Regions from separate parts of the Homo sapiens genome. Here region 1 is linked to region 2. A link is a contact called in ENCODE Hi-C data. All regions are on one chromosome and are shown on one strand. Each heading gives the region's core, a stretch centred on a gene start or an enhancer-like site at or near the end of the contact. The rest is flanking DNA. Distances are from core to core; before and after follow the strand shown. Region 1 has its middle 340 kb from the start of MATN1-AS1. Region 2 has its middle 200 kb from the start of MATN1-AS1.

Evidence for each region. A loop is a pair of places that touch in the nucleus more often than their neighbours do. Pooled maps may share reads with other maps.
Region 1: a map of gastrocnemius medialis shows a loop between it and region 2 (3-fold over the local background). The contact joins two enhancer-like sites. A Hi-C loop is called at or near these places in 2 of 168 maps with a recorded cell type or tissue (cardiac septum and gastrocnemius medialis) and 5 of 50 pooled maps.

Annotation. Positions count from the first base shown.
Region 1 is chr1:30,378,190-30,383,304 of GRCh38, reverse strand. No RefSeq gene overlaps it. Among named protein-coding and RNA genes, the nearest start is that of MATN1-AS1, 340 kb to the left of the region's middle. Within about 2 kb of position 3,453, at least 4 of the 41 ENCODE cell types and tissues checked have a DNase peak (open chromatin) inside an H3K27ac peak, as active enhancers do.
Region 2 is chr1:30,519,430-30,524,685 of GRCh38, reverse strand. No RefSeq gene overlaps it. Among named protein-coding and RNA genes, the nearest start is that of MATN1-AS1, 200 kb to the left of the region's middle. Within about 2 kb of position 2,050, at least 7 of the 41 ENCODE cell types and tissues checked have a DNase peak (open chromatin) inside an H3K27ac peak, as active enhancers do.

The DNA of each region.
Region 1 (5,115 bases), core at 2,204-4,703, 140 kb after region 2:
CTGCTGCCCCAGGGAGGGGCTGTTAGCTTTGAGTGGAAACCAGATCAGGAGAAGGCTCTGCAGCAAGTTCATTCAGACTGCGGCACAAGCTGCTCCACCACTTGGAGCTTATGACCCAGCAGATTTCACCATACTCAAAGCATCTATGGCAAACAGGGTGCTGTATAGAACCCCTGGCCAGCACCAATAGGGGAAACCCAGTTCAGACTTATAGGAGATTTTGGAGCAGTCTACGCCCTCTTTTGCAGATAACAGCGTTCCTTTTGAGAAATAGCTCCTGGCTTGCTACTGGGCTTTGGTAGAGACTGAACATCTAAATATGGTACATCAGGTGACTATGCAACCTGAGCTTCCCATCTTGAACTTGGTATTGTCTAACCATAAGGTCAGGTGAGCACAACCTAGCAAATAGAAGAGGTAAGAGATAGGTTCAAGGAGATTGGGAAAGTATGAGTAAGAGGCATGGGCAGGTGGTTCAGAGTCTTTCAAAACTAGCCCCTGCTGCATCTCCCCGCCCCAGCAGATGCTCCTGGGTGTTCCTCAGGACTGGGAGGAGGGCGTTCCTCCTTCTCCTCCTGAGGTGCTGACTGAGGAATAAGGAACTTGAGTCTGGTTGACATATGAGTCTGCACAGTGGGCTGGTATCACCCTAAAGTGGACAGCTGTCCCACTATGGCCCCACACTGGGGTGACCTTGAAGGACCCTGGTGAAGGGAAATCCTCTCAAGATTTTGAATAGCACATTTGGTTTTCCACTGAGTCCAAAGTGAGAGAAGGCCAGAGGATAGGGTCTACATGGACTCATGTGCATGGACAAATGTTTGGCTGGTGATCGGGGACTCGGAAGGAACAGGGCTGGAGCCTGGTGGTGAGGAAGTGTGGGGAAGAGGTGTGTAGCTGGACCTCAGAATGGCCACAAGTGGTGACAATATTTGTGTTCCAAGTGAATGCTCACTAAAGGGCATCCACTGCAGGTGAGAACCCTAATAATCAGATGGACAAAATGACTTTCCACACAGCCACCCTAGTGTTTGCTCAATGGGTCCATGGACGAAGGGGCTGTGGTGGCAGTGATGGAGGCTGGGCATAGGCTCAGCAGCATGGGCTGCCCCTTGTCAAAGCCGATCTGGCTAATGCTATTGATCAGTGCCTAGTCCACCAGCAGCAGAGACCAACACTGAGGCCCTGGTGTGGCACCCTGTCCTGCAAGGACCTGCCTGCCATCTGGGGCAGGTTGAGGACATCAGACCTTTTCATCATGGAGGGCATGGAGTGTCATCCTCCATGTTCTGGGTGTGAACTTGCCTTCCCTGCCCATGCTTCCTCCTCTGGCATCATTTTCCGTGAACTCCCAGAATGTCTTCTGCCATCATGGCATCCTCATGGCACTGCCTCTGATCCGGGAGCTCATGCCACAGCAGAGGAGGCGTGGTCACAGGCTCTAGTCCGTGGGGTTAGCTGGTCTTACAACACATCTGGAAGTGGCTGGCCTGACTGAAAGGTGGAATGGCTTCCTGAAGTCTCAGTTGTGATGCCAATTGGGAGACCACACCCTGAAAAGATAATGTTCTTTCTTGCAAGACACAGAGTGTGTTTTGAACCAGAGGCCATAATACGGTGCTGTCTCTGCATAGTCAGAACACCCAGGCTCAGGGACAAGGGGTAGAAGGTGGCGTGGCTCCTGCCACAATGACACCTAATAACCCACCCACAAGGACTTTGTTCCTGGTCACATTGTGGCAACTGTGTTCTCTGCTGGCTTAGAGGGCTTAGCTCCCAGGGACACAGCAATGGTTCCACTGAATCAGAAAACGAGACTGCCACCTGGCCATTTTGGGCCTGTGCCACTGAACCAACAGGGAAGAAAGAGGTTAATCTGCTGTCTGGAATGATTGCTCCCAATTACCAGTGGGAGACTGGGATGCTGCTGCAGTGTCGGGAAGAAGACCCCGTCTTGAAATCAGGGGATTCTCTGAGGTGCCTCTTAGTGCTCCCACGTCCCATAGTAAAGATTAATGGAAAACCACAGAAACCTACTCCCTGCCCAAATGAAGGCTGGATAGCAGAGCCTTCAGTAATGGAAGTTTGGGTGACTCCACCAAGCGGAGAATACTGACATCTCCATCTGAGCTTTGGGTTGAGACTGGGGGCGGGGAAGCTGGCGGGGGGAATATGGAAGGAAGGGTGGAGAAAGGTAGCCATACATATCAATGATGACCTCATGACCAAGTAGGAAAATTTGCATGTTTTCAATTTGCTTACTCTATGTCTGTGTTCACTTACATATGCTAGCTACTTTCTTCTTCTTTTTCCTTTTTCCCATTTTTATTCTATATACAAGTGGTTGGAAGTTAACTTAACAATTTAGTCTTCAGTAACAGAATAGTCAGTGAACTGTGACTGAATTTGAGGAGTAATTTATAGCCAGCAGTGGATGCAATGAGTCTTGGGATCATGTGCCTCCTCATTTTGGAGAAGGATCTTGTTCCCTTGTAAGACAGATAGCTGTCTCTTATGAGATGGAAATGATAGAGTTCTGTTGCTGTTATATGGGAATCCAAATGTGTGTAGAGTGTGTCTATGAAAGGTGAGCAGGTGTGGACCGTGCCAGTTACAAATTTATTGCCTCTCAGCTCCAATTCACGCCTCGTTGCCTGATCTGTGAAAGTGGAAATGGGTACCACTCTGAATATTTTTCATTTCCCGGTTGGCATGACATTAAATGTGGTCAGTAGAGGGCAGCAGAGAGACATTGCAAGAGGAGGGAGCTTTCCTTCCTAGTTCTGGTTTCTTCCTGGGTTAGGCAGGCTATGGCCGCAGGACTGGCTTCCTTAGGTCCCAGGTCCTGTAGCACAGGTGGCTTCCCCAGCACCCAGCCTTCTGGCACATGTGGCCTCTCTAGCATTCCCTTGGTCCTGTGCAGACAGCATTCCCAGGCCCAGCTCCTGTAGTACAGGCAGCCCCACCAGCTCCCAGCTCCTGCAATGCCAGTCCTTCCTCAGTGCCCAGCTCCTGCAGTTCAGATGGCTCCTCCAGTGCCCAGCTCCTGCAGTGCGGGTGGCTCCTCCAGTGCCCAGCTCCCGCAGTGCGGGTGGCTCCTTCAGTGCACAGCTCCTGCAGTGTGGGCGGCTCCTCCAGTGCACAGCTCCTGCAGTGCAGGGTCTTTCCCTGTGCCCAGCTCCTGCAGCCCGGGTGGCTCCTCTAGTGTCCAACTCCTGCAGTGCACGGCCTTTCTCATGCCTAGCTCCTGCAGTGTAGGCAGCCCCTCCAGTGCCCAGCTCCTGCTGTGCACAGTGGTCAGCAACTCCCAGTGGCCAGCAGCAACTCCCAGCAACCCCCTCAGGTGGTTCTGTAGCCACGTGCCTTCCGTGATTCACCTCCCCGTAAATGGTGTTTCTCTGGCATCCTAGAGAGTAGATTCCTGACAAGTTCTGGAGGGCAGATTCCAGCAAGTTCCACTCACGTGGCAGTATGGCAACTTCCTGTCCATTCAGTAGCCACAACTCTGCCCTCTCCAACAGGGCCTGGGTTTCAGCCGTGGGGCCTCCCCCTTGGTGGCCCTCTCTAGCCCCTGAGCAGTGGCTGCTCTTCAGATTGGCTGTTTCTGTATTCCATAGTGCCCCCGCCACCCTCACTAACGAACCCCTTGTTACTCCAACCCACTGTAGCAGTTAATAATTCTTTGTATTAAACTTTCCCTGTATGGCTTCTGTGTCCTGCTGGAACCCTTGCTGAGACATCGGGGCCGGTGTCCTGACAACCACCCCGGCAGAGCTTGGTCCAGCTCCACCACCAAACAGCTGCGTGGCCTTGAGCCTGTCGCCTCCCCTCCCTGGGCCTCTTCCTCATGTGGGAGACAGCAGCCTGCCCCCGGGCTGCTTCAAAGATGAAGGCGGGTGAAGAATGCGGCGGCGCTTTGAACCAGCGCATGGGAGGGGAGGGAGTCCATTTGACTCTCCTCGGAGTGCACAGGCCTCCTGAGAGGGTTCTTGAGATGGTCCCCACCCCTGCCTGCCCATCCTCCAGCAGCCTGTTTATCCCCTGTGCAGGACTTGATTATGGGGCTCAGCCAGCCTGGCAGGCCTTGCAGAACCCAGCGACTTGGGCTGTTAACTCCTTCTGAGCCAGCCCGTGAGTCACTTAGCAGATGTGCACACATGAGGATGGGGAGGCAGTGCCTGCAGGGGCCGAGAGTCAGAGCTGCCTTGCTGCCGGGGCTGGGAGTCAGGATGTGGTTGTGGGCATAATTCCCGCGGGAGACTTGGTTTCCCTTAGAGTTCTCTGAACCTCATTTGACCCTTTCTCATAAATCCTTATCGAGTGCCTATTACACAGTGAGCACTGTGCTGGGGCTGGGTTTACGTCGGGGCATCGGGAGGGAAACAGACACCTCCACTGACCACCTGGAGCCCAGTGTCCAGCAGGAAGGACAAATATTAATTTAAAAAATTCCAAAACATACAAATACCCACTGGGGAAAGTGCTCTAAGGGGAGTTAGAGGAACTGTCCTTGGGGGGAACCTTGAATGAGCCCCTTCTCCCTCTGCACCTCAGTTTCCTCATCTGTAAAATGGGGCCAAGCGTGGCATCCACCCCATAGGGGGGTTGTGAGGGTGATATGAAATCTCACCTGTAAAGTGCTCAGTGCGTGCCTGGCACACAGCACATGCCCATGTGCTGATTATTATTAGGATTATGATTTCAAGTTTCTTCATCAGAAGCACGAGATGAGCAGGAACCAATCATCATCAGTCACTGTGTGGCCACAGGCAAGCCGCTCTCCGCCCTGTCCTCAGTTTCCCCATCTGCTGACAGAGAGATGGGAGCTCTCTGCTCAGACATGGGGTCAGGTTTCTAGTCAATGTCAGGGTCCAGGGCTCCTCCCCGAGACCAGATTCCCAGAGGAGGACAGGGTCACAGCAGCCATTGGTCAAGAGGCCGCAGGGGTGAGCAAGAATGGATGGGGTGAGGCACATGCCTGGTCTTTCCTGGAAGCTGTCATTGCAGCCCCCTATCCGAGGAGCGAAACCTGTACAGGAACAACCTGCTCTCTCCTTCCCCCGACACAGCCACTCCATCTCTTCCCACCACCCACTGCCAGGCCCCCTCCCAGGC
Region 2 (5,256 bases), core at 801-3,300:
CTTTCTTTCCTCCTTCCTTCCTTCCTTCCTTCTTTTCCTTCCTTCCCTCCCTCCTTCCTCCCTTCCCTTCCCTTCCCTTCCCTTCCCTCCCCTCCCCTTCCCTTCCCTCCCCTCCCCTCCCCTCCCCTCCCCTCCCCTCCCCTCCCCTCCCCTCCCCTCCCCTCCCCTTCTCACCCTGTCACCCAGCCTGGAGTGCAGTGGCACGATCTTGGCTCACTGCAACCTCCGCCTCCCGGGTTCCAGCAATTCTCCTGCCTCGGCCACCCAAGTAGCTGGGATTACAGGCGCCTGCCACCACACCCAGCTAATTTTTGTATTTTGTAGTACAGATGGGGTTTCACCATGTTGCCCAGACTGGTTGAACTCCTGGCCTCAAGTGATCCACCCACCTTGGCCTCCCAAAGTGTTGAGGTTACAGGCATGAGCCACCGCGCCTGGACTGTATCTTTTTCATACATCATCTAGAATCCAATTCTGCTGCTGTAGGCAGACCCATGACAAGGAAAAATAGTTTATCCCATATGCCCTGACCCACCCACAGGGCTGAACGATTGTGGCTGTGTGAACCTCAGACCCACCAAAAAAGGGAATGAAAATGGAGTTCACAGCAGCCTTCTTGATGAAGGGGGAGGCAATGTCACCCCCTTTCCTTCCCCATTCACTCCCCATTCCCTAGCTTCCTTCCCCAAACACTCTCCATTCCCTAGCTCTGAAACACTGGTCCTCATGATCTGGGCCAGGTGGCAGGAGGTGCCAGGTGACATATGTGAGCCAGGTGACAGGTGTGATGCCAGTGGCCCCACCTAGACTCTGACTCATGGTGGCTGGGCCCTTGTCCTTGGTTGCTTGATGCAAAGGGAACAGTAAGGACCACACCGGGTGTCAGTGCATCAATCAGCAAACACAGAACAAGCTCTTGGCTGGGGCTTGGTGCTGTCATGGTCTTTTTATAGCCACTTACAAGCTTGTGGCTTTGGGCAAGAGATATAGCCCTGAAACCTTGTTCTCACCTGGAAATGGTGATGGTGTTGACCCTGAGTTCCTCATGGTGCTGTTGTGAGAGTCAGGTGAGTTGCTCCACAGAGAGCTCTCAGGACAGCAGAGGCTACGCCATGATGACAGTGGCAACATGAGGCTGATGCTGGCTCTCCCATTCCCACAGCTCCCCATCATCAGGTTCAGCACCTTCTTGTTGGTCCATCTCCCAAAAGGCTATGTCATCAAGAAGGGGCCTCATCCCTCCTCTCTGGCTTAGCTGGTACTATCACCTACATATTGGAGGAGGGGCACATTTTTATTGTCTCAAGGCTTCATCTCATCCAGAAAGGAGGAGTTTACTTACCCTGGGAACTAAATCATGCTGGCAGTCAGGCCAGCAGAGACCAGCACGAGCTTGGGTCTTTTGCTGTCTGATCATAGTGGTTATGTGTCATAGCCAAGCTGACATTTTTTTCTCCTTTCTCACCTTCTAAAGAAAGATGACCATCAACAGGAACTATGCCAGTTTAATCTCTCTGAGCAATGTCTCACCACCAGTGCAGGGACGTGCTAGGAGAATGTATGATCCAACCTGCTCACTGGGAAGGTAATTCCAGGCAGCAGGAACAGCAGGAGAATTTGGGGAAACCGAGGTACAGGGTGGGAATTCAACCTGCTCAAAGTCACATAGTAAGTTGGTGACAGAACAGAGACCAGGATTTGATCTCCTGACCCATGGCTGATGTAGTCTTGGCTCTGCCTTGGCCCACGTGGTTTTGAGGGGTGTGGAGACAGCAGTGAAATGAAGCCCATGGAGCAAAGGCCTCATGCTGGAACTCCCTGGGCTTCAGAGGGGCTGGCGCATGAGGGCTTTCCCAGTCTGGACTGGGGCCAGTGGACAGACTTGAGGTCATGATAGCGGGAGATGAAATTGTCAGAGGCGCTCGGTGAAATGAGGACAACCTGGCAGATATGGTCTGTCGGTATCAGGTTGCCAACTGCTTGCCAACACCTCCTAAATGAGTGTTGCCTGATCCCAGTTTGGGAAATGCCGTGTGCAGGCATTTAAAAGTCAATGTGATTTCACCATGAACTTTCACAGAATTGGCTGGGCTTCCCTGCGAGTTTGAGCAGAGTTAGGAGGTGTGAGCATGTGTTTTCTCTATTCCGCTGACATATGATGCAATGAATCCCCGTCTCAGATGGAGCTTGTGTTCTGGTGGGGGATGCAGATAGTACACAAGCAATCATGCTGGGAAGTGAGAAGTTCCGTGGGGGAATTGGACAGGGTGAGGAGACGGAAGTGAGGAGGGTGGGCAGTGTGTCAGTGGGGATGTGGCAAGGGACAGATGAGATGGCACAGTCAAGTCAGGCAATTTTTGGAGAGTGTAAAAAAGAGACCAAGAAGGCGAAGGCATGGGCAGGGCATAAGGAAATCCTGGAGATGGTGCTGTTTCCTGGCATCCGGCAACAGAGGGCTCCATTACCACCCTTGGGTTTGCGAGGGTGCGGGGAGGAGCAATGAGTGGAACCCGGAGATGGAGAAAGCTGGGTGGAGGAGCCCTGCCAGGGGGCTGGGTGGGGAGGGACCACATGATAACAGGAGCTGAAAGCTGCAGTCTGAGGAAAGCTAGCCTTAGCTCTTCCCAGGGCAGGACCTTGTCAGGGGATAAACACCCCAACCTTCCTCTCCTCCTCCTTCCTTGATCTCCTGCTGGGGCTCCCTGTTAACCAAACTCACCTTGAAGCCAGAGGATGAGGAGCCCCTTGATGTAGCCGATAAGGGCTGCCACCCAGAAGCACAGAGTAGAGGGGACAAGGGTGAAGCGAGGGTGGGAAGGGACACCCCTGTGCAGGGGGAAGGGTGACCTTAGCACAGTGCTCAGGGAAGATGATTTGGAGGAGACAATGTTGAAATTGACAGCTGAGGCTGAGAAGGAACCAGCATGAGAAAAGCCAGGGGAGGGAGCTCCTGGGAGAGGGAACTGTAGGGCCAAATGATTGAGAGGCAGGTGAGGCCAGATCCCATGGCCGTGAGGGCTGGGTGAGAAGCTTGGGTTTTATTCCAAGTTTAGCCGGAGGCAATGGCTGACTTTTAAGCAGAGGAGCAACATGATTCCACCTGTGAACCAGGCAGGGATGGGGGCAGGGGATGTCAGGGAGGCTGTAGCTGTGGGCAGGCCAGATGAGAGGCCTGGACTGGGCAGTGGGCAGAGATGAAGGGACATGACCGGAGTGGGATGCATTTTGGAAGGAGTATCTCAAAGAGCTGCAGGATGGATCAGATGCAGAGGGCAGAGGGCAGAGGACAGGAGTGATCAAGGGGACTCCAGGGCTTGTGGTCAGTGTGGGGTGGGGTGAAGCTGTGCCCTGGGCTGGGTAAGGTGGGAGAAGAGTCAGTTCAAGGGAGGAAATAGCCCTGTTTTAAACAAGAAAGCTGAAGATGGGTTTTAGACCTCCAAGGGAAAATGCCAGAGCAGGCAGCTATGAATCTGGGGCTGCCTGTTTAGAGGACAGGGGGTCATCTTTGAAAGGACAATTACATTAATTTCATTTTAATTGAAGGACTTGTTCATTCTTAATTATTCTTAAAATCTTAGCACTTTGGGAGGCTGAGGTAGGTAGATCATCTGAAGTCAGAAGTTTGAGACCAGCCTGGCTAACATGGCGAAACCCTGTCTCTACTAAAAATACCAAATTAGCCAGGCGTGGTGGTGCATGCCTGTAATCCCAGCTACTCTGGAGGCTGAGGCAGGAAAATGGCTTGAACCCGGGGAGCAGAAGTTGCAGTGAGCCAAGATCGTGCTGCTTTTCTCCAGCCTAGAGAAAAGAGTGAAACTCTATAACAAACAAACAAAATATGTGTATGGGGGTTGGTGAGATGTTGGTCAAAGGATGTAAAATTTCGGTTATATAAGGGGAATAAGTTCAAGAGATCTATTGTACAACGTGGTGACTATAGTATTAAAATATGGATATTTACTAAGCACCCTGCTGTGCTGGGCACAGTCTTGGGAGCAGAGGATATGCTGGCTGCAGATCAGAGGAGGCTGCATGAGGCTAGGCTCAGGCAGAGAGAACATAGACATGATCAGACACCTCCCCAAACACTCAGTGCCTATTGGGGGACAGGGCTGGTCATGGAGTTGGAGGAGCAGATTCCTCATCCCATCTCTGAGGTTTTGTGCTGAGTGACCAGGGCTGGTGTCTGAACTTCTCTTGTCTCAGCCTGGAGTCAGGGTCCACCCAGCCCTCTTCTGCCCTCAGTATCTATGAGCTGGGGGTCTTCAGGGAGTGACAGTGTGGTTTTCCTGGCTGTTGCCCAACCCTACATGGACTCAGGTCCTGTTGCAGTTCTGGCCACCCCAGACATCAAACTGCAGTTGTAGGAAGGTACCAAGAGAGCCTCCCAGGATCAGGAGTTACCCATCTGAATCCATAGTTTGGATGTTTAACTAAATGTGATAGAGTGAAAATGGATATGACATAAAAGGCATCTGAGGCCAAGAGAAAAATGGGCCTCAAGCAGCTAGCAGGCCAAATTGCAAAGCAAAAGATGAGTTTCAGGAAAACTGATGGTGAGCTTTTCACTTTCTGCCCAACTTAAGTAGAGGAGGAGGACTGAGGGGCTGGGGGTTCTTAATGCGTCAGGATAGTTCCAAGCCCAGGATGAAGGAGGCATGCGGCCTCTGGAGCTCTATTGCCTTCATGGTTGAAATGGTGTGACCTTCCAGGACACTTGATATTGCTGTGCCTCAGTTTTCTCATACGGAAGATAAAACCAAGAAAACTTCTTTTGCATAAGTTATTGTGCTGTGAGAGATGGTGTGTGTGAGGCACCCAATGCAGCACCAAGCAAGGTATATGCTCCACCATCACTTGGTGTCATCATCCTCTCATCATCTTCATTTTCTCCATCATCATCTTCTCCATCATCATAATCTTTATAATCATTATCTTCTTCATCATCATCATCTTCTCCATCATCATAATCCTCTCCATCATCATAATCTTCCCCATAATCATTATCTTCTTCATCATCATCCTCTCCATCATCATAATCTTCTTCATCATAATCTTCCCCGTAATCATTATCTTCTTCTTCATCGTCATCTTCTCCATCATCATCATCATCCTCTCCATCACATCATTTTCTCCATCATAATCCTCTCCATCATCATAATCTTCCCCATAATCAGTATCTTCTTCATCATCATCATTTTTTCCATCATCATCGTCATCATCCTCTCTGTCATCATCACCTCCATCATCATCCTT